2 separate regions of the Homo sapiens genome follow, and region 1 is linked to region 2. A link is a loop called in an ENCODE intact Hi-C map of the cell type or tissue named here. Cell type or tissue: heart right ventricle. All regions are shown on one strand. Links, peaks and the distances in the headings refer to the core of each region. The heading gives the core; the rest is flanking DNA. Region 1 has its middle 130 kb from the start of LINC02461. Region 2 overlaps GXYLT1 (glucoside xylosyltransferase 1).

Evidence for each region. Hi-C counts contacts between places; a loop is a spot of excess contacts. Peaks named below come from ENCODE experiments on the same cell type or tissue, not always from the same donor. Only the 100,000 strongest peaks of a DNase experiment are listed, where the experiment ranks them.
Region 1: it touches region 2 in a loop (4-fold over the local background); 6 of 110 quality-filtered maps call a loop at or near these places.

What each region holds. Positions count from the first base shown.
Region 1 is chr12:43,280,960-43,283,778 of GRCh38, forward strand. No RefSeq gene overlaps it. Among named protein-coding and RNA genes, the nearest start is that of LINC02461, 130 kb to the left of the region's middle. In heart right ventricle, for the core only: a CTCF peak has its summit at 1,379 (motif pointing left); no DNase peak of the experiment used is centred there.
Region 2 is chr12:42,128,059-42,130,877 of GRCh38, forward strand. It overlaps GXYLT1 (glucoside xylosyltransferase 1), which reads right to left. Exons shown (of 8, transcript NM_173601.2): 2 at 1,701-1,793. Among named protein-coding and RNA genes, the nearest start is that of GXYLT1, 15 kb to the right of the region's middle. In heart right ventricle, for the core only: CTCF peaks have their summits at 1,743 (motif pointing right) and 1,947; no DNase peak of the experiment used is centred there.

The DNA.
Region 1 (2,819 bases), core at 41-2,540, 1.2 Mb after region 2:
TTGAGAGAGCTTACTAAGTGTTCACTCGTTCATTCCCTTTTTCCAACTGCCTATTTTTATAAGCCTGAATGAATAAATGAATCTTGCTTTCACTTCACTACCCAACAATAGGACGAGCTCCTTTTTGTTCTGAATCCTCATTTCCCATTGATAATGTGTCAGAGTAATAGCTGTTATTATGACAATTTAAGAGAATTGTGTAAGGATCAATAAACAACAAGATCAAATTCACAAATGTATCTACCTCTGCAGAGCATTCTGTCTTGATAAAAACTGAAATTGACTGGGGAGACAGTTCTGCTCTGCAACTGACTACCCAGTGGGCTTTGAGTTTTCCCATTATAAGACACAAAGCTTTAAGAGCATAAAAACATTAAAACATTAGAAAAAGCAAAAGTTAAAACTTGTTCTCCAGCTCTGAATACTTGTGAAGAAGATTATAATGAACAATCCCTTATCTTTCAGAAAAAAAAAGAAAAAAGTCTGATTTCTTTCTTTGCTTTGAAGCTTCTGATTATTTCTGGCTGTTTGCCTCACATTTTGATCTTTGGATAAAGATGCTGTCCCCAGGGCTCCTTTCCTTCTGAGGTCAACTAAGAAAATCTTTCTGAAGGCTTTTACTGGGATTTTATATTTAACACCTGGCTGCTGAAAAATTTCAGGAAATTCAGTTGCAAAGCTCTAGGATCCTCCGCAGGAAAATGTTTTAGATATGCAATGGAGTGGTGCTGGGGGCAAAAAATGGCAGCAGTGGCAAGGACTCAGGGCAGGCCCTGTCCCTTGGCTCCCTCCTGGCCTGTAGCAACACAGTGTTTGCAAGCTCAACCTCCCCTACACACAGACAGTTCAGTGGGCTGGTTCATGGGAGGTCACTAGGAGGTACTTTGGGACAGGAACAGACTTTTCGTTGGAACTGAGTTGAGACCATTCCCTTCTTTTCCGTTATAAATTTTGTCAATTTTGATTATATATTATAGGTCAGAGGACATCATTCTTTTCAAGTCAAAATTTAGCTTCTGTGAAATTTTGATTGTAAAAGAGTTTTTCTCCTTTTCTTTTCAAATAGTATTATTTTTAAATGGTTGTTTATTTTAGATTGAATTAAATCAAGCCTAGCAGAAAATGATTTTTATGTCTGCTCTTATTTTAATGTGGTTGCTCAAATACCTTTAAAGCAATTTATATAGTAATCTTCCAAAAGTTTCTTTTCCTGTTTGTTTTTACTTATAAAAAATAGTATGTGTGTGTCAATGTTTTATATTAATTTTACATTTTTTGCAATCCTTTGAAAAAATCATTTTCCTCCAATCAATCCTTTACAGCTGAAAAATGTATGCACAATTAGATATGAAATACATGACTGCCCTCTCTTGTCCACCTCAAAGTAAAACAGTTTTAGTAATCAAATATTTTCTTTCTGTAGTGGTAGGATATTAAATTAGCCATATTTAATAATATAAGCTAAATTATTTGTCTTCTCTTTTTGATAATATGATGTGTAAATACATGATATATTTCATTAAGAAGACAAGAACTTATTGGAAGAAAATAATTTTAAAGTGAGTACAATTTCCTTCATAGTCTTTGTAATACAACACTGTTACAAGCTTCAATTGTGGGGAGGGGCAGATCTCAGGGGGTACATTGAGTTCAAGTAAGCCTGGCTTTTAAAATAAGTTTCATTTTCCTTTTGAAAAGGTAACTGAAATGATTGCACTGGAAGGAAGTTCTATGTTCCCAGAGTTAAATCTGTCCACAGTAATATTCTGATTTTCATTGTTCTTGCACAAATTGAGAAAAAGCAACACAAACATGCCTGTTTGTTGGAGCCAGTAATTTCTCATATTGCTGCTCTATAATGGAGATGCACAAAAGAGCATACTATGGTATTATTAATTAATTTTCCATTTCTATAACACTAGCTATCTTCCTCCAGAGGTTATTGAATCAGACAAAATGTACATAAGTCTTTGTGCTTGATATGAAAGGCCAACTATGGGTGGAAATTTCAGGATAAAAAGATCTTAGATCAGAAGAAACTAAATGAACAGGGCTAACATTCATCCCATATTCATGAGGATAATGACGAATGCCCTGCCATGATTTTAGGAATCATATGCCACTTCAATTGCATTTCTTTGAGAGTTCCAAGTAAGAAAGCATTAGGCCCTGTGAAGATGCTTCCTAGAATCTCCAGTGAGGCAGTTTCCACCATAAATCCTTCACATCCTATGAAAAATGTTTCCTTAAAGCATGAAGGAAAGTTATATTTATTAGAAGGATTTTACAAAAGAGCAGCTACAGGTTTAAATCTAAGAATACACATGCCCCCTGTGCTCCCATCCCCCACCCCACCAGTGTTTCATATTCTTGTCAAATGTGCTGGTTGCCAAATGAGAAATCTTAGTGTTACTACCACTGCACATGTGGTGATGACTTGCACCAAGTCATAGAAGTACTACTAAGGATCCAGTCTGTCCACACAGGACAGAGAGAGTCCCTCAGTGGTTGGCTGTGGCTGTTTGCAGTCTAGAGCCACATGTTCAAAGATGGCCTAATGTTCTGAGATATGCTGTTAGTAATGTTATTTGAATGCTTTCAATATTATATTTCAATATTATATTTCACAGGTTAAGTGTTAACTAGATTATCTGTTACTAGAGGTGCCACTCATCTGCTATTGTGCTTTTATCAGGAAAATTCATAGAGTAGCTAGCATCCTCTTCACAACCACCCTGTCAGGTAGAAAATATTACCATCTTCATTTTACACAGAGTGGTTAAGTAATTTCACCAGTATTACATGGCTAAATGCACTAG
Region 2 (2,819 bases), core at 235-2,734:
CAGAGAGGAGAATGGTGGTTACCAGGCACTGGAGGTGAAGGGGTGGGAGAGAGTATGTGATGGAAAGATGTTGACCAAAGAATACAATACAAACTTCCAGTCAGAAGGAATAAGTTCTCAAGATCTACTGCACAGCAAGGTGTCTACAGATAATTATGTTTATTTCAAAACTGCGAAGAGAATAGGTTTTAAATGTGCCCATTACAAAAAAAAGATAAATATGTAAGATGATAAACATGTTAATGAGCTTGATATAATCAGTCCACAATATATACAGACACCAAAACATCGCTTTATGCCCCATAAATACATAGAATTATTGTCAATTAAAAATAAATTTTTTAATTAAAAGTTTTTAAAAATGAAGTTCTTCCTATCTCAAACACTTCACCTCCTGTCCTTGAAACTAGCTAATTTCCAGATCATCATCTGGTCACTCCCTCCAAGTCTTCCCTGATGCTTTAAGATGACTCATCATAGCAACAACTTGTCACACTCTATTGTAATTTCAGGTTTACTAGTGTGAAACTCCCATCAGAACGTAAGCTCCAAAAGGATGGAGCCACAATTAACCTGACCCAAGAGTCCAGTGCTTACCACCTAGCACAGCGTGTGGCAAATATAATGAGTAGAATTAATATTTATTTTATTTGTTTTTTTGAGACAGGGTCTTGCTCTGGGCTGAAGAGCAGTGGCGTCATCACAGCTCACTGCAACCTCAACCTCCACGGCTCAAGCAATCCTCCCACCCAAGCCAGCGCATGCCACCATGCCTGGGTAATTTAAAAAAAAAATTTGTAGAGACAGGGTCTTGCTTTTGTTGCCCAGGCTGGTCTTGAACTCCCGGGCTCAAGCAATACTCCCGCCTCAGCCTCCCAAAATGCTGAGATTACAGGCGTGAGCCACCATACCCAACCTAGACTATTTAAATGAATCATAAAGACGCAGTAAATAGATACTCTTCTAAGGAATTTTACTCTTGGGAAGAGCATTTCAAACCTTTGCCCCACTCTCCTCTGCCACTGTATCAGGGAGATAGTCTGAGAGTCACTGCCTTATCGTATTCTTATCAATACCTGTTTCTTTCATTCTAGATTAGAGCAGGAAGGGACCTAAGAGGTCAGAGTACCCAATACCTTCATTATCCAGAGAAGTGAATAAAGCCGAACTAGTCAGTAACTTAAAAGGTCAATAAACATTAAAGGAAGAAGTAGCCAGGAGCTGCTCCTCCATCTGCTCCTCCATTAAATACTTATCTTTATCCTCCTATTCCCAGTATTCAATCTCTCTACTAATAACGAATATAATCCTTCTCCAGTTGTCCCCATCCACTATAGTACACAAGCTTTTAGATAAATGCCATATTTTATATATATAGATATATCTGTAAACGTCAGTAGAAGCCTATTTTTATCCTAGTTTATCACTTTATCAACTGTTACCAAAAGTTAGATCATAAATTCTCTTAAGAACAGTGGTTTGTCTTAATAACATCTAAGAAAATTTAAAGCATTTATACACAGTATGTACTAAAAAATAGCAATAACAACTACAAAATGGGAAAAATAGAAAACCCAATAAGAAAATAAATTATTTGTATAATATCATAAGAAACATTCTTACATCCTATTACAAAGGTTTTATTATCAACTATCTAACCTTATCTACACTGATCTACCAATTAAATATTAAGTGCCTACCTAAAAGCCGCTTCCCAAAAGCAGTTCATTCCACAAACATCAGAGGGCAGCATCCAATAGGGATTCCAGTAACACAGAGAGAAATCTTTACACCTAACAGAGTAAGACAGAAATAAGAGTCCTGTGTGAGTATTTTGGTTTGGAACTAACAAGGAATTTACTCAGTAACACGATAACTTACTGTTCTATTTTAAAGCAAATAAAATTATAAATCCAAATTGCTATGATAAAGATTTTGGAAAACTGATTTCTCCCTTACTTAGGGCACCATTATTTTAAATAGAACTTTAAAACCCTGAAGGTAGACTATACTATAGATTGGGAAACAGTGTTTCCGTCGGAGAGTCTCCTGATAAAATCCCCTCCTCAGATAACACAGACAAATATGTCTTCTAAAATTTTCTTCACAGGCTACACATATACCCCTAGAACAAAATCCCTTTGGGACAAACAAAATATTTGCTTATCCTCAAACATAATAAAAATGCCACCAATACTGGCAGAAAGGGAAAAGAAGATCTTTAAATGCTTTTAAATTAATCCTCAATCCAAACTACTTGTATGGTGTTTTAAACTGAAAAATAAAACATAACAGCCAAGATGTATATGAAAATGGTCAATATCACTAATCATCAGGGAAACGCACATTAAAACCACAATGAGAGAACATCTCACCCAGTTAAAATGGTTATTATCAAAAAGGCAAAAAACAAATCCTGGCAAAGGTATGAAGAGAAAAGGAAACACTCATACACTGCTGGTAGGAACATACATTACTACAGTCACTATAAAAAAAAACAGTATATAGAGATTCCTCAAAAAACTGAAAATAGAACTACCATATGATCCAGCAACCCCACTGCTGTGTGTATATATACATACATATACACACATGCATACACACATACACAGACAGGCACAGTGGCTCACATCTATAATCCCAGCACTTTGGGAGGCTGAGGTAGGTAGACTGCTTGAGGCTAGGAGTTCAAGATTAGCATGGTCAACATAACAAGACTCCGTCTCTAAAAATAAAAAATTAGCTGGACATGGTGGCATTTACCTTAAGTCCCAGCTACTCAGGAGGCTGTGGTGGGAGGATGGCATGAGCCCAGGAGT